Linked DNA regions of Homo sapiens: region 1 is linked to region 2. The links are chromatin contacts, found by Hi-C or POLR2A ChIA-PET in ENCODE. All regions are on one chromosome and are shown on one strand. The core of a region is the stretch at or near the end of the contact, and the rest is flanking DNA. Distances in the headings are between cores, read along the strand shown.

Region 1 (3,370 bases), core at 834-3,333, 200 kb before region 2:
AATGTAGTCATGTCCAAACATTTATATATTGAAATAAATATTATTTTATTATAAATTACTTTTATTTTATTTTTTATATTATAGTTAGGGTGTTAATTGGTATTTTTGTTTAAAATATGAAGTAGGTTGTATGTACCTATGAACTTCATTTCAGGATAGTAAAGGGGTCATTACAAAGTATTTGCTATAAAAAGAGAAAATGGAATGTGATAGAGTGGAGAGCAGTGTTCTGCATGGTGAACTCAGATGCCTGAAAGAATACTGAATTAACTTTTGCTTACCTTTTGCAAAGGAACTTTGAAAGCAATGAAACGAGTCCCAGGCATCCGCTGTCCAACTGGGAGATAGTCTTTCCACCTATTAGATATATTTTTTGTTAGCCAAATTGTATGTTAGCCTTGTTTCCTTGCACAAAATAAGACTTTTTGAAAATGGGAATCATAGCCCGCACAACATGTCCTCTCTCCTCTCTGCTTTGCATTTCGCCACTCCACTTATTAAACCCCACCAAGTAACGACCTATACCGTCCTTCTCTCCTGTTTCCCCATCATAAAAACGAACACAAGCCAACACAACAGTACAACTCAAATAAGGCCTATATAAAACCGGAGATACCCAGAACTTCTGTATCCCTGTTAAACTTGGCCCAGTACCAGATACTAAAGTGCCATTAATACAAACATATTCACTGAAATAATTTAAATTCAATTATTTCACTTCACGCTTTTAGTTTTCATACGACTGATGCCATAAAGTTCAATTAGTAGGAAACTTCAAGTTCATATTTTAAGAGAAAACCTGCTAGAAGAGGGACTGTGAACTTCACTTAATAATGCTAGGAACTGGCCGGGCGCGGTGGCTCACGTCTGTTAATCCCGGCAATTTGGGAGGCTGAGGCAGGTGGATCACCTGAGGTCAGGAGTTCGAGACCAGCCTGACCCACATGGTGAAACCCCATCTCTACTAAAAATACAAAAAAAATTAGCCGGGTGTGGTGGCGGGCGCCTGTAATCCCAGCAACTTGGGCGGCTGAGGGAGGAGAATCGCTTGAATCCGGGAGGCGGAGGTTGCAGTGAGCCGAGATTGGACCATTGCACTCCAGCCTGGCGGAGAAGAGCAAAAATCCATCCCAAAAACAAAAACAAAAAAACGGATTGGAAGAAAACAAACAGGAGATTCACTAATTAGAACCCCACTGCAATAAGTCAGGCAAGACCTGTATTAGGGTACTGACAGAAAGTGACAGTCAAAAGATAGTAGATAAAATGAAGAGGATTTATTGAGGTATGAGATGGTGGAGGATGGTCTCAAGGAGTAAAAACAGTTCAATGCACCTACGTGCAAAGTCTCAAAATTAATCATTTGTACGTATAAAGGAGTTATCTTTCAAATGAGGCCTGTTAGGAAGTAACAAAGTATGCTCTTTGTGATTTCTGGAAACAATACAAACCAACTTTCCATGTGAGATCTCAGGGCGCTACTACTGCTGGGTTCCTAACTCAAACCATTACACTTTCCGTGCCAACGTAACAAGGAATTGAGGAGGTTCCATTTTGGGAATTAAGGAGTGTCCCCAACAGTAACAGTCCCACCTTAAAGCAATCCTTCCGTATTTTACCTAAGAGCAATGGCCAGAACCTCCCTTTTACAAGAATATGGAGAAATCACAGGACATCACAGACATCGCCCCTTTCAGCTACAGCGGGTGGCGCAGAGGGTCAAAGCCTCAAAGCAAGCGGCGGACAAGTCAAGCTTGCGATGGCAACGGCGAGAGGCAGAGACCACAAACGATGAAGCCCAGACCCAGAAGCCACGAGCTGGAAAGGCCACGCCAAGGGACCAAGACATACTACCTTTCGGGGATGTGGTTTCCGCCCTTCTTCTTGGCTGAGGAGCGTCCTGAAAAGTCGCGTCTCCGGCCCCAGCCACTGCGGGGATGATGCCACTGGCTCATGTGGGTCCCAAGAAGCCGCCCACCCAATGCCAAGTCGGCCAAAAGCGCCAGTCCGGCGCCCTCAATGCCAGGATAAGACCCTAAACAGGAAAAGACTCGGCAGCCACCTACGCCGCGCTCCAGCGTCTCGCTATTGCGCATGTGCCACCGCCGGTCGTGATGGCGTAGCCACGCTGGCTTACTGAGACTCCTGATCTGTAAACAGGACTTTGGTGGCTACAGCGCCCTCTTTAGCCAGAGGCCAGTAGCACAGGTCAATAAGGGCGTGTATGCACCCTTCAGAATTCAAACAGTGAGGCACAGGGAAGTCCCTCTGCCCGATCCGCCCCACGCCCCGGTTCCTTGTGTGTTCTTCTAGATATTTACCAGCGCTTACATTCACATTTTGCATATTTTGTATACATATTTACTTTCACATATATGTATATCCTCTATTTTTATACAAAAGGAGTAACTGTACATATTCTACAGTATACCTTAAACACTGATTATCCCAGTCAATTTATGCATACATAGATTCTATTTTTAATGGCTATAGGCAATTTACTTGCTTATGAGTAACATAATTAAAAGTACCATAACGTATTTAGCCAGTTCAATATTAATGGACCTTTAGTTGTTTTCAGGTTCTTTTCAAATCTTGTTACAGACAATGCTGCAATGTGAACATCCTTATACATATATACAACTATATCTAAATTCCTAGAAGTAGAATGTCTGGAATGAAACACATACAAACTTAAAATTTGGAAAGATACTACCTAATTACCCTCCAAAAATAATGTAGAAACATACACTCCCATCAAAGCCAAACTTTTATTGGGTTCCTATCACATACCAGGTATCATGCTAGAGGTGGACAGAATGTATTTAAGTTTTAGCAAATACAAAAAATAACTGAGAGTGGAGCTCAAGTCCAAGGTTTCCACACAGTCTCAAGCATAAAGATCTGTACCCGTTAGAAAAACGTTCAATTCTGCTAAAAGTGGAACTACAAAGGACAGCATACCCTATAGCAGCTTTGAAAATAGAATAGAGTACTAAATTCCAGATTAAACTGTAAGTAATTATGATTGCAGACTTTTTTTTTTTTTTTTTGAGACCCAGTCTCACTCTGCCACCAGGCTGGAGTGCAGTGGTGCCATCTCAGCTCACTGCAACCTCCGCCTCCCGGGTTCAAGCAATTCTCCCTGCCTCAACCTCCTGAGTAGCTGGGACTACAGGTGCATGCCACGACTCCCAGCCAATTTTTTGTATTTTAGTAGAGACAGGGTTTCTCCATGTTGGCCAGGATGGTCTCGATGTCTTGACCTCATGATCAGCACTCCTCGACCTCCGAAAGTGCTGGGATTACAGGCTTGAGCCACCGCACCTGGCCAATGGCAGATTTTTGAAAGTAATTTTTACTTCTTAGT
Region 2 (3,332 bases), core at 103-2,602:
CTTCCATTATGATGGGTACCCTTGCATTCTCCTTGCAAGTAATGAAGCCTATTTGATTCAAAAAATTCAAAATGCAGTCACAAAACTAGTTATAAAACATGAGGACATTTGCGGGGCTATTGAAAAACGTAGTAGCCGGGCGCGGTGGCTCACTCATGTAATCCCAGCAGTTTGGGAGGTCGAGGTGGGTGGATCATGAGGTCAGGAGTTCAAGACCAGTCTCTACTAAAACTACAAAAATTAGCTGGGCGCGGTGGCAGGTGCCTGTAATCCCAGCTACTCGAGAGTCTGAGGCAGGAGAATCATTTGAACCTGGGCAGCAGAGGTTACAGTGAGCCCAGATCGCGCCACTGCACTTCAGCCTGGGTGACAAGAGTGAGACTCCATCTCAAAGAAAAAAAAAAAACCAAAACCCAAAACCAAAACAAAACAAAAAACCCAAAAACGCATAGCATAGATATCCTACACGTGTCACACTCACCAATGCAGGTCCACAAGCAACCCACTAATGAACCTCCCTTTCCCTGAGAGCAAAATGCCAGCTTCTGCCTGGTATCAGCTCTAGCATTCGTGGGCTAATTTCAGAGGTCCTGGATTGTAGGTCCTGGATTCTGACATGTAGTAGTGAATGACCTTGGACAAATTACCTCACTGAGCGCCAGTTCTCTTATCTGTAAAATGGTGATGATAATAAAAACTATGTCATAGATAAGGAAAGTTAACATTTGCACATTTGTTGTATTTGCCACTCTGTGCAGACAGAAGGATAATGTGTGTGGAAGTGCTTTGAAAAGGGAAAGATCTATGCAAATATTAGTTGATAATATTTTTAGCCAATACATGACCAAAGAAGTAATACATCCAAAATCAAATAAACCTCCCAATACCTTCAGTCTTTAAAACCAAGCCCAGGTATGGATATCGGGATGTATTTACATTTCTGCAAAAGGTCCCCATACGCAAATCTCATTCTTAAATAAGGACAAATTACTCATTAGCTGAAGAGGAGAGAGGTCAAGTACCTGAGGAGGTTAGTCACATCAATCACCTGAGAGTTCAGCAGCATCCAACAGTGTTAGTTCCACGTGTTAACTTCCTGAAGAACCACAGGCTTGCACATCCAATTATGCTTCCTGTCCCTTTCCTCCCCCGTGCGGAATCAACTTCAGCTCATCAATGGGGTAGGAAAGCCTCCTTATTTCGCACCCTCCATGCTCCAGGCATCCAGGGAAATGCCCCTGCCACCCCTATCTCCCTTGAGTTCTTAGGGCTTCCTCCTCTAGCAAGGAGATTTCCCTTTCTAGTCCCGGGGGCAGCGGCACAGCCCGGCTCTGACCTCGCGGGAGCAGTCGCCTAAAAGAGGCTCCGCCCTTGGCCGCTTGGGGTGGCGCCCGCCAAACCCGCTCCTAAAAGGAGCCTCTCTCCCTCTGTCTGCTCTAAGCGCCTTGGGGGCCTAATCGCAGTCTCCACCTGGGTGCTGAACTTCCTTCTCCCCCGCTTGCTGTAGTCCAGTGCTGCTCTAACTTGACTTCACCTGACGGACTAATTAAAACAGATTGCTGGGCCCGCCCCCAGGGTTTCTGATTCAGTGGGGTTAGGATGGGGCCGAGAGCTTGCATTTCTAGCCAGTTCCCAGGAGATGGTGATGCTGCTGGTGCCGGGGCTCTCTTGGCGGAACCACTGCGTCTAGGCTAATGCAGCCCCAGGAAGGGCTCGCCCTATCCCTACGCCCACCCCCGCTGCTCTCCTGCCCTGAGCGCAATGTGAATGGGAATAGCCGCAGCAGCCCAGGAGGCTGGAGAACCAGAAGGCAGGACCTGAGGAGTTTAGGCTGTTTTATCTTGGGCGCCCCTGACCAGTTTGTGCAAGTCGTAAAGAAAGCAGGAAAGAAGCCTATGGGTCTTCAGTGTTACTGGGGTCTGTCATTCATTAGGGTCTACTCACCTCGTCTCTTCATTCAACACAGTGGTTGGTTGCTAGGTCTAGGGTTATGAGGTGAAAGACAGCGTGCTACCCTTCCAGGAGTTTGTAGTAACTGGGAAAGAAACATGCAAACCATTCCAGTGCCCAGCGCCGATGAGATAACTGTTCCTAGGCAGGGAGAGTCAAACTTCTGTGGAGGGAGAGTGGGTGGGGCTCTGGAATCATCTGAGCAGCTGGAGGTTTCATGGAACTGGCACTTATGACTTGCAGGATGAGTGGGAATTTGGCAGGTACAAGGGGTAGCTGAGAAGGGGTGGGGTGGGAAGGGTTTTTCCCCAGGCAGAAGGAATGAGCAACAGGACTGCCGAAGTGTAAGGTTCCAGAGGCCGGGAAGATATGACAGGCAGCTCTCTAGCCTGGCTGGGTTCCCTCCAACCTCTCTGGCGGCGCCTTCTCAGCTCCTGTCCCTCATGGGCTGGTATTCCCTGGGGCTCTGTCCTGGCAGCCTTTCCCTCTCACACTCCATATCCACCCTGGATGAGCTCCTCCACAACTGAGGCCTCGCTGTCTGCTCACTGATGGGGCCCAAATCTCAAACCCAGGCCTCACCCCCTCAGTTGCACACTCACTTTCACACGAATGTCTCCATCCCCAGGCATCCTTCCTTCTGCATTTTGTCACAGTGAATGGCACCAGCATTCACCCAGTTACCTAAACGAGAGGGCTTTATGAAATGACCCTCTCATAGATTGCTGGCAAAGAGTAAATGACACAGTAACTTGCTGGTGCCATTTACCCAGACAGAATACAAGAGGATGGCTGCTGGGCTCCTCTGAAAGTCCACAACTTACTAGCTGAGTGATCCTGGGCAAGTTATTTAATCTGTTTTCTTATCCATAAAATGGGTTTGATGATAGTACCTACCTCACAAGGTTGTCATATGGATTAAACAATATTAGTTGTTGTCATTCATTGAGCCCTATATTAAGTCTTTTACTTGGATTCCCTTGAAGATGGAGTACCTAGTCCAAGGTCACACTGTTACCAAGTGGCAGATTCAGGTTTGGAAGCCAGAGTTCTCTGGCTCCTGAGCCATCTTCTTCACCTCACTGTCACACTTTCTGAAAACTGTATACCAAACAGGGAAATGCCTATGGTACAATGTTAAGTTAAAAGAGGATGGCAAATTGTATAATCAGTGTGAGTAAATCCACAAATAGGAAAGGCTACAAGGAAATATAGCAAATGGTTAAATATGGTTGTAATTTGGTGATTTTTCCCCTCTAGTATCTGTAGTCTCCACGTCTTCTTTATACACATTTTTTATTAATAAAGTTGCTTATTAAAAATATATTACATTAAAAACAATTACGAGTCTGCAACCTGTTCCCCTGTTTGAAAATTGCACT

What was found. Hi-C counts contacts between places; a loop is a spot of excess contacts on that map. ChIA-PET counts read pairs that join two places held with the same protein, here RNA polymerase II (POLR2A). Pooled maps may share reads with other maps.
Region 1: a pooled map shows a loop between it and region 2 (4-fold over the local background). The contact joins the promoter of DUSP11 here to the promoter of DGUOK-AS1 in region 2. A Hi-C loop is called at or near these places in 6 of 50 pooled maps. POLR2A ChIA-PET finds 5 or more read pairs at or near these places in 4 of 52 experiments (A673, MCF 10A, T-cell and 1 more).

What each region holds. Positions count from the first base shown.
Region 1 is chr2:73,778,020-73,781,389 of GRCh38, forward strand. It overlaps DUSP11 (dual specificity phosphatase 11), which reads right to left and starts at 2,084. Exons shown (of 9, transcript NM_003584.3): 1 at 1,855-2,084; 2 at 282-357. The coding sequence starts at 1,955. RefSeq lists enhancers at 1,576-1,725, 1,856-1,905, 1,986-2,055.
Region 2 is chr2:73,980,087-73,983,418 of GRCh38, forward strand. It overlaps DGUOK-AS1 (DGUOK antisense RNA 1), which reads right to left and starts at 1,353. Exons shown (of 2, transcript NR_104030.1): 1 at 1,049-1,353. RefSeq lists an enhancer at 3,200-3,332.